2 separate regions of the Homo sapiens genome follow, and region 1 is linked to region 2. A link is an interaction called in ENCODE POLR2A ChIA-PET data of the cell type or tissue named here. Cell type or tissue: MCF 10A. All regions are shown on one strand.

The links. ChIA-PET counts read pairs that join two places held together with the same protein. Peaks named below come from ENCODE experiments on the same cell type or tissue, not always from the same donor. Only the 100,000 strongest peaks of a DNase experiment are listed, where the experiment ranks them.
Region 1: POLR2A ChIA-PET joins it to region 2 with 5 read pairs; 1 of 35 experiments calls an interaction of 5 or more read pairs at or near these places.

The regions. Positions count from the first base shown.
Region 1 is chr20:50,989,591-50,994,590 of GRCh38, reverse strand. No RefSeq gene overlaps it. Among named protein-coding and RNA genes, the nearest start is that of KCNG1, 31 kb to the left of the region's middle. RefSeq lists enhancers at 1,185-1,479, 3,986-4,948. In MCF 10A, a CTCF peak has its summit at 1,413 (motif pointing left); DNase peaks (open chromatin) are centred at 1,390, 1,730 and 2,010.
Region 2 is chr20:51,454,786-51,459,785 of GRCh38, reverse strand. The region is part of intron 5 of NFATC2 (nuclear factor of activated T cells 2); the gene reads left to right. Among named protein-coding and RNA genes, the nearest start is that of MIR3194, 4.3 kb to the right of the region's middle. RefSeq lists an enhancer at 2,947-3,552. In MCF 10A, no CTCF peak of the experiment used is centred here; DNase peaks (open chromatin) are centred at 2,365 and 3,105.

The DNA of each region.
Region 1 (5,000 bases), 470 kb after region 2:
AAAGTACGACAAGTGCTGGGACAAACAGAAGGAACGTGGGCTTTGGAGCCAGAGAACTTCAAATTTGATTCCTTGACAAGCCACTGCCTTGCGGTGTGACCCTGGGCAAGTTATTGAACCTCCCTGAACTTCTAGTTCATCCTCTTTAAAAAGGGAACAATAACATCCTCCCTGTTGGAGTGATGTGAAGATTACATGAAACAAAGCAGTACAGAAAGCACCAAGTATCTGGGCCATAGTAAGTGCTCAATAAATAGTAACTATTGTTAATAACGTCACACAAGAACTCAACAGCAACAATGAAAAGGGTCTGTTCAATTAATAGCATACGTAAGATAATGGAATATGCTTTAGCCTTATTTTGTATAACATTTCAAGGGACTTTCACACATTCCTCATTTGCCTGCAAGGCGCGGCTAATTACAAATGCATTCTCACACTTCGCTACAACAGACTTGGCAGCACCACAATTCGGAGATCTTTTCATTAGCAGTTAGGTAATGAATGTGGGGGAACTGCACTGTTGTACAATTACTCGGCATACAGATTGCATCCCTGCTTTCTCCCACCGTGGCTGCCAGAATCCCTGAGCCAGGTGGACGAGTGGCTTCCACTCTGCTGCCAGCCAGCACTGAGTGGTATGATGCACTGGAGCCCGTGCCTGGATCCTGCTTCTACCACACACTAGCTGGGTGGCCTTGAGCTAGTTACTTAACTTCTCTGAGCATTGTTTTTCTCATCTGGAAAATGGAGATGATCACTTTCCTCTGAGGGCTGCGTGAGGATGGAGAGAGAAGTAAATGAGATATGCAGCAAGGTGCCTGGCAAAGAGGATAAATACAGCAATGGTTTTTGTTTTGTTTTGTTTCTTTCCTAAAGCCATTATATTCAGCAGAACTATGTTTCCACATAGCAGAAAATCCAACTGGCTTCTGTACCAAAAAAACACTGGTGAGGGGGGTGGTTGGAGAGAGGTTATCTACAGGTTCACATAGCTGAAAAGCCCAAAGGTCCTGCCAGCTTCAGGGGCAGCTACACTGTGTCATGAGAAGTCAGTTTCTCTCCATCTCACAACTTCTGCCATGTTGGCTCCACCCTTGAGTTCCCTGTGGCGATTCTTGGCAGTTCAAGACTCTCCCCTCATGCTGACAACAGGGCTGCAGCAACCCAGCCTCTCATCTTCTCAAGTTCAAGTTCAATGGGAAAGCACAAGGTATCATTTGGGTAGCTCCTACCTAAGTCCTGGGACTCACTGTGATTGGAGCAGTTTAGACCGTGTGCCCATCCCTGAGCCAATCAGTGAGGCTATGAGAAGGCAGTGCTCTGATTGGCCAGGCCTTGGCCTATTGTCTGAAAGCGGATGAGGGATGAAAACAGTAGAGACCTAGGGGGTGTTCCTCTAGCGCCCTCTACTGAGAAAACTTAACACTGCACTCACTGTAAAGGAATGACGCTTAAAAGGAACTCCGCCCATTACGCAAAGCAGATATTGAAGGGTGACTTTGGAGCTGAGAGGCAATAAATTGATAGCTGACACACACCGTCAAGCCTGGCACTGTTGAGGCATCTGCCTGGTCAGGAGCTGCAGTCAGAGAGAAACTCACAGCTGCAGCCCAGAGCAGGGAGAGAACAGGGAGTAAATTTCCCAGCACCCATCTGCTGCTGGTATCTCCCGTTGCAAACTGAACCAGAAGGCCAAAGGCAGGGCCGAAGCCGGAAGGCAGGGCCCTTGAGTGATGCAATCCCTAAAGTCGGTCTCTCAGGGTAGAGAATGGGTCGGGGGAACAAACAGGTAATATCCAGCTCTGTAGGTACAATCATTATTCCTATTTCACAGAGGCGGCCCAGATAGGATGAGAAACTTGCCAAAGCCACAGCTGACCCAGTTCCACCATGGCTGAGCCGCCCAGTCCTGGAGCCATCCTTCCCAAGCAGCAGTGGGAGGGAGCAGGCCTGGAGGCAGTGCTCCTGCTCTCCAAAAGAACATTCCTAGAAGCTCAAATGCCAACATTGTCCCTTCCGGCAATTTCGACAAACCTGCCTCTACTTGCTCAGGAGAGAATGGGGTGGGGAGAAGTGAAGTGAGTTTTTATTTCAATCTCTTTCCAGCTGGTTGCACAGCAAGAGTTTTCCTCTTCCCTGGGACTGTCTTTCATTTGCACATTGACCAGGTTGCTGCGAGGTGAAAAGAAAGTGAGATAAAAGGAGAAGCAAAAAATGCAAAATGCAAACACATGGTACCCAAGCAGGAGGGACCAAGCAATTGAAAAACAAACTAAATAGCACCTGTGATGGGTGCTGTCTGCATGTGGTGTGTGTGGATTTTTCTTTTAATTTTTTTAAATAACTAGTGTGAGAGAATGTGTGTGGATTTTAAACAAAAATACATTCAGCAGCTGATTTTCACTGCAAGCCTGAGTCCTGGACAGTTCAGTGGAGGGAAAGCTGGCTTGTATTTGCCTTAGGAAATACAGATGTGCTTTTGGGGTGGTCACAACTTCTCTCTCCTAGTTATGGCCGGAAGTAGCTGGTTTGCAATGAGCCTGAGGGTGCTGTCAACTCTTGCTACTCAAATTGTGACCATGGACCAGCGACACCTATGCTACCTGGAAGCTTATTAAAAATGCAGATTCGGCTGAACACAGTGGCTCACGCCTGTAATCTCAGCACTTTGGGAGACCAAGGTAGGAGGATGACTTGAGGCCAGGAGTTCGAGACCAGCCTGGGCAACAGAGTGAAACCCCGTCTCTAAAATAATAATAATTAATTAATTAATTTAGTTTAAAGACAGAAATGTGGCCGGGCATGGTGGCTCACACCTGTAATCCCAGCACTTTGGGAGGCCGAGGGGGGCGGATCACAAGGTCAGGAGATCTAGACCACCCTGGTTAACACGGTGAAACCCCGTCTCTACTAAAAAAAATAAAAATACAAAAAATTAGCCCGGCGTGGCAGCGTGCGCCTGTAGTCCCAGCTACTCCGGAGGCTGAGGCAGGAGGATGCCATGAACCCGAGAGGCGGAGCTTGCAGTGAGCTGAGATCGCGCTGCTGCACTCCAGCCTAGGCGACAGAGTGAGACTCTGTCTCAAAAAAAAAAAAAAAAAACACAGAAATGCAGACTCTTAGTCCCCACCCCAGACCTGAGGGATGAGAGTCTGCATTTCCATAAGAATCCAGGTGATTGGTGCACACAGCGACATTTGAAAAGCTAGTATAAATCCACACTGGTGGGACCAGGAGCTGGCTGAGAGTAAGGTAAGGGAAGCTGAGTTTTTACTAGGATGACCAACCATTCTGGTTTTCCCAGGACATTCTTAGTTTTAGCACTCAACATCCTGTGCAAACCAGGATGATTGGTCATCCCTGCTACTGACCCAACCACCTCTGCCAGCTTCTGGGGCCCTGGTGCCTAAAATTCCCAGTGAGAAGACCCTGGCTCCCCGACTGACTAAGGCCTAACAGTCGGCTGGGTGTGGTGGCTCACACCTGTAATCCCAACACTTTGGGAGGCTGAGGTGGGAGGATTGCTTTGTTAGGAAAGTAAGAGCATAACAGGGCCAGAGTAACACCATTTTAAGTTCCGCTCCATTTGAGACTAGCAAAGCACATTCCTTGCTGGTCACCACCCATAGTCATGGGATGTTTATAGTAGAGGGAACAACTAAAGCTGCCTGCAAGGACATGCCCCTATAACAACAGAGAATCCAAATGTCCCAATACCCATAACAATATATGTTTTCTAAATAATAATAGTTATGCTTTGATGTACCCACCCAAAAATGTCAAGGATAGTTTCCTTTAACTCAATAGAATAATAAATTTTGTCATGCTGTCTGCTCACCCGCATGCAGGCATAGCTTAGTTTAGTCTTTGCATAAACAAGACCTCTATATAAGCAAAGCTTAGGCTGGGCATGGTGGCTCATGCCTGTAATCCTAGCACTCTGGGAGGCTGAGGCAGGACGATCACCTGAGGTCAGGAGTTCGAGACCAACATGGTGAAACCCCGTCTCTACTAAAAATACAAAAATTAGCCAGACGTGGTGGCATGCACCTGTAATCCCAGCACTTTGGGAGGCCTAGGCGGGTGGATCACGAGGTCAGGAGATCGAGACCATCCTGGCTAACACGGTGAAACCCTGTCTCTACTAAAAATACAAAAATTAGCCGGGCGTGGTGGCACACACCTCTAATCTCAGCTACTTGGGAGGCTGAGGCAGGAGAATGGCGTGAACCTCGGAGGTGGAACTTGCAGTGAGCTGAGATCGCGCCACTGCACTCCAGCCTGGGTGATAGAGTGAGACTCCGTCACAAAAAAAAAAAAAAAAAAAAGAGAGAGAGAGAGCAAAAAAGAAAGAAAGAAGAAAGAAAGAAAGAAAGAAAAAGAAAGAAAGAAAGAAAAAGAAAGAAAGAAAGAAGAAAGAAAGGAAGAAAGAAAAAAGGAAGGAAGGAAGGAGAGAGAAAGAAAGAAAGAAAGAAAGAAAGAAAGAAAGAAAGAAAGAAAGAAAGAAAGAAAGAAAGAAAGAAAGAAAAGCAAAGATGATGCATTCCTCTGCTTGCTTTCTGAGGACACCCTACTCTGTAACAGAGTAGCTTTCAGTAAACTCTTCCTCTCACTGCACTCTCCGACTCCCCTTGAATTCCTTCCTGTGCAAGATCCAAGAACTCTTCATTGGGGTCTGGATCAAGACTTCTTTGTCCAGTAACAGCTTGAGCCCAGGAGTTTGAGACCATCCTGGGCAACATAATGAAAACTCCTCTCTACAAATAATAAAAACAATTAGTCGGGCGTGGTGACATCTGTGGTCCCAGCTACTCAAGAGGCTGAAGTAGGAGGATGGCTTGATCTCAGGAGGTCGAGGTTGCAGTGAGCCATGGTCACACCCCTGCACTGCAGGCTGACCCTGTCTCAAAAAAATAAAAATAAAAAACATAAAGTCTAAGAGGTGTAGGGAGGCCTTGAGTTCTCTGTGGCTTGGTCCCAGCTCCCCTCCCCAGCCT
Region 2 (5,000 bases):
CACCTCAGCCACCCAAGTAGCCGGGATTACAGGTACATGCTACCAGGCCCGGCCAATTTTTGTAGTTTTTAGTAGAGATGGGGTTTCACCATATTGGTCAGGCTGGTCTCGAACTTCTGACCTCAGGTGATCCACCTGCCTCGGCCTCCCAAAGTGCTGGGATTACAGGCCTGAGCCACTGCGCCCAGCCAAACTTTATCATTTTTGCTGAGGAAACTGAGGCACAGAGAGCTGCCACTCGAAGGCCACACAGCTAGTAAACTATGAAGACAGAACTTGGACCCGGACAGAGTGACATCAGGCTGAGAAAACCCCATCTGGCCTGCAGAACTTTTTTTTATCACCAGAAAAAGAAACGCCTCACGTATTAGCAGGCACTGCCCAATTTCCACCCCCCAGTGAGCCCCGATCTGCTCTCCGTCTCTCTGCGTTTGCCTGTTCTGGCCGATTGATATAAATGGGATCCTATGCCATTTGTCCTTTTGTGTCTGGCTCCTTTCACTTCACTTAATGGTTTCAAGGTCCACCCATGTCATGGCATGGAACCAGCACTTCATTCCTTTTCATGACTGAGTAATATTCTGCATGGATAGACCACGCTTTGTTTATCTGTGTATCCATGCATGACCATTTGGGTTGATATTTGATATTTTACCATCTATGTACTGACTGCGTCCATATAGTCATATGCAGGGTCTTGTACTGCTTGAAGCAGACCCGTGAGGGCAGGTACTGTTGTGACCTTACAGAGGAGGCATCTGTGACTTAGGTGAAGTGACTTGCCCAGGGTCACAGAGCAGGGATGGCAGATGCAGGACTCAAAACCATGGCTTTCTGACCCCGGAGCCCAAGCAGCAGTTAATGATGTATTCTCTTGCAGCTCCCAGGGCCCTGTATTACCCTGCAGTGATGGTACCACAGATAAAACCTGGCTGTGGCCTCTTGTAATCATTTGAAGATTTTTTTTTGTTTTTGAGAGGAGTCTCGCTCTGTCGCCAGGCTGGAGTGCAGGGGCGTGATCTCTGCTCACTGTAACCTCCGCCTCCCCGGTTCAAGCAATTCTCCTGCCTCAGCCTCCCGAGTAGCTGGGACTACAGACACATGCCACCACCACGCCCAGATAATTTCTTTTTTTTTTTTTTTGGAGTTTTAGTAGAGACGGGGTTTCACCATGTTGGCCAGGATGATCTTGATTTCCTGACCTTGTGATCCGCCTGCCTCAGCCTCCCAAAGTGCTAGGATTACAGGCGTGAGCCACCGCACCTGGCTTGAAGATTTTTTTTTTTTTAAGATAAAAACAATGCTGGGGTCCTGACCCTCAGACCATTTAAGTCAGAATCTCTAGAACAGCTGTTCTCAACCAGGGATGATTTTGCACCCCTCTTCCCCAGGGGATATCCAGCCTTGTCTGGAGACAATCTTGGTTGTCACAGCTGGGGGGTAGGGTGCTCCTGGCATCTGATAGGTAGAACCCAAGGATGCTGCTAAACATTGTACAATGCCCAGGACACCCCCAGGACACCCCCTGCCTGCTGACAACAAAGAATTACCCAGCTCCAAATGGCAATAGTGTCAAGGTTGAGAAACCTTGCTTTAGAATTGGGCCCTGGGCTAGACACAGTGGCTCGTGCCTATAATCCCAACACTTCGGGAGGCCGAGGCAGGCAGATCGCTTGAGCCCAGGAGTTCAAGACAAGCCTGAGTAACATGGCAAAACCCTGCCTCTACAAAAATAAGCAGGATGTGGTGGCACACACCTGTAATGCCAGCTACTCGGGAGGCTGAGGTGGGAGGATCACTTGAGCCCAGGAGGCAGAGGCTGCAGTGAGCCGTGATGCCACCACTGTACTCCTGCCTGGGTGACAGAGCAAGACCATGTCTCAAAAAAAAAAAAAAAAAGGACGAGGAGGGCCTGGGTGTCAGTATTTTTAACTTCCCATTCCCATTCTAATTGGCCAGGGCTGAACAGAGCTTCTCAAACTTGATAGTGCGCAAGAATCACATGGGCTCCTTGTAAAACTGCAGACCTGGGCTGGGCAGGTCTGGGGTGGGGCCTGAGGTGTACTGCATGTCTGACAAGCTCTCCAGTGATGCCAAGGCCCCTGGCCTGCACTTGGAGTTGTAGTAGTACTAGAATATAGCTAAAGGCGTGTTTTCTCTTTTTTCTGTCTCTTTAAATTTTCATTAAAAAAAAAAAAGTTTTCCTTCAGGTAGGGAGGTAGGAAATGCAGACTTGGCAAAGGTTGAATCTGTTGGTTGCTGAGACTATGAGGCTTTGAAGGGGGAAGCAACGAGGCTGCCGCAGGAAAGAGAGGAGCTGTGTTCACAGCAGCGTGCAGTGATTCACAGCCCAACTGTCCGCGCCAGCCTCCCGCCCAGCACTGAGAGCTTGCAGCCCCTTCCAGTCCCCAGGCCTCCTGGCTGCAAGCCTTGGGCTGGCTTGCCCAGTAGCGATGACTCAGGCTTTCCACCTGTAAAATGGGTGGGATGCTCTCGCCACTGCACCACCCATCCCCGGGGCCAAAAGCCCCCAGCTGCTCCCCAGTTTCATCAAAGGCAGATCTTCAAAGCCTGAACCTGCAGCTGCTGCTCTTGCTGCTAATAAATCTCATTTGTGGCAGCTCAATTAGGAAGTCATCACAAAACTTTGATATTGAAAGAAAGGATTAATAACCCAGCCCATGTGGGAGAGATTAGCAGCTTCTGCGGAGAGGTCTTTGTAATCTATCCTTGTAGCCGGCAGCCCCTGGGGCAGCGCTGGCAGGCGGGTCTCTGGGAACAGAGGGTGCCTGGGCTGAGCTGGGGTTGGGAAAAGCCATCAGGGGATTGGTTTGAGTCACTGCTGGGTGGCACTCTCAAGGTGGAGTGTCTGGAAGCCTCTGGCTGGTGCACGGCGACTCCTGAAATGTTGCCAAGTGCATCGTTGCTCCATTGAGTGGCCCCAGCAGATGCAGGGGGATGCCAGTGGCCTGGAGGCCCAGGCAAGGCAGGAGGGAAGGGTTAGAATTGGGCCGTGGGCCTCACGCGGTTGCTGCCCAGGCTCGCGGATGGGGAGGTCCGTAGGCTCCTGCCATGGAAGGGGCTGGCCCTCTGCCCAGTTCTCTGGGCTTGGGGAGGAATGCCAAGAGCTCAGACTGACTCACCCCAGGGGGCGGGCCTGGCCTCTTGGCCCACGCTGGAAGGAGAGAGGCCTGAGGAGGTGGGGCCCTGGCTGTGGCTGGGATCTGTTTCTTGCCTGCCCTGGGAAGGTGGCTGGAGCAGGTTTTCATTCTTTTCTGCAGCCTGGCTTCTGGAATAGGTGGCTGGCTAGTTAACCTAAGAGATTGGGCGCTGGAGCTGGAGAAACCTGCTTTTGAGGGTTCAAATGTAAGCTTCACCATGGATCCTTGGCCAAGCGGTGACTTTACTCCTCTTAGCTTTGGTTTTCTCCCCAGTCAAATGCGAATCATTTTAATACTTCCTTCCTCAGAGGGTTGCTATGAGCATTCAACTATAGCATTCTGGTTTAGTGCTCAGCACAGGCCTGTCCTGTTCCTCCATTTTTCATTTATTAAAGTATAGATGAGGACATAGATGTAAATAGATGTATTGAGAATACATACTGGGAGATACAGACATATTCATATCCATTCATCCACCCACCCATCCATCCACTCACCCACCCATCTGTCCACCCACCCACCCATCCACACACCCACCCTTCCACCCATCCATCCACCCACCCACCCATCCATCCACCCATCCACCCATCCATTCATCCATCTACCCACCCACCCATCCACTCATCCATCCATCTACCCACCCACACATCCACCCACCCACCCACCCATCCACTCATCCATCCATCTACCCACCCACCCATCCACCCACCCACCCACCCACCCACCCACCCATCCACTCATCCATCCATCCACCCATCTATCTACCCACCCACCCATCCACCCACCCACCCATCAATTCATCCATCCACCCACCCACCCACCCACCCATCCACTCATCCATCCATCCATCCATCCACCCATCTATCCATCCATCCACCCACCCACCCACCCACCCATCCACCCACCCACCCACCAACTAGTACGTTCTCCTCCTAGGTTCTTGGCACTATTCCTGGTCTAGGCTTACAGCAGTACACAAAGCGAAGCCCCTCCTTCCTGGGCTTATATGCTAGTAGGTTAAAGATGAAAGAAGATAAACCAATACAAGCTACATATAATGTATCTGAAAGTGAAAAGCTCTATGGAGAAAAGCAAAGTAGGACAGAGAAAGCAAAGGTGACAGAGAATGAGAGAGAGGGACCGGGCTGGGTACTGCTGTTTTAACTCTTGGGAGGGGATGGGGTGGGTTAAAGAAGCCTCCCAGAGGAGGTGACAGCTGAGTAGAGACCTGCAAGAAGTGGAGAAGGGAGACATGCAGGTAACTGGGGAGGACAGACACTAGGAAGTGCAGATGCTCAAAGGTAGGAGTATGCTGAGTATATCTGAGAGACAGAATGTTCTAGAAGTGTGGCTGGAACAGAGTGAATGAGGGAGAGTTCTAGAAAAGGACCCCATGGGTAGATCATGGATGTCTTAACGACTATGTTAAAGATCATAAATGAATTCCAAAGTCAATATGTCTAAACCCTTCAGGTACTATATCCTAAGCTTAGCATACATGATGCCTTCATGTTTTGGCTGACATCAAATGTACAAAGAAAGGATATGCTTTAACAAAGGAAACCTCTTATAAAGAAGTTTATTTGCCCATCCCTTTATAAAAGGATAAAGAAAACCAATTCTCATGTACCTGTTCTCCTTATAAGGACAACAGGCAGCCTCTGGCTTCCTGTAAGGAGAACAGGCCTCTGTCCCTTGATTCATGAAAACGAAATGTGTTGTTAGAGGGAAATTAGCTCAAATGACTTAGAGCACTTTCACAAGGCATAACATTTGTACGTCATTGATTGTCAGGGGTGATGGTTCCACATTTTAGATAACAACAGGTGACACAGGTGG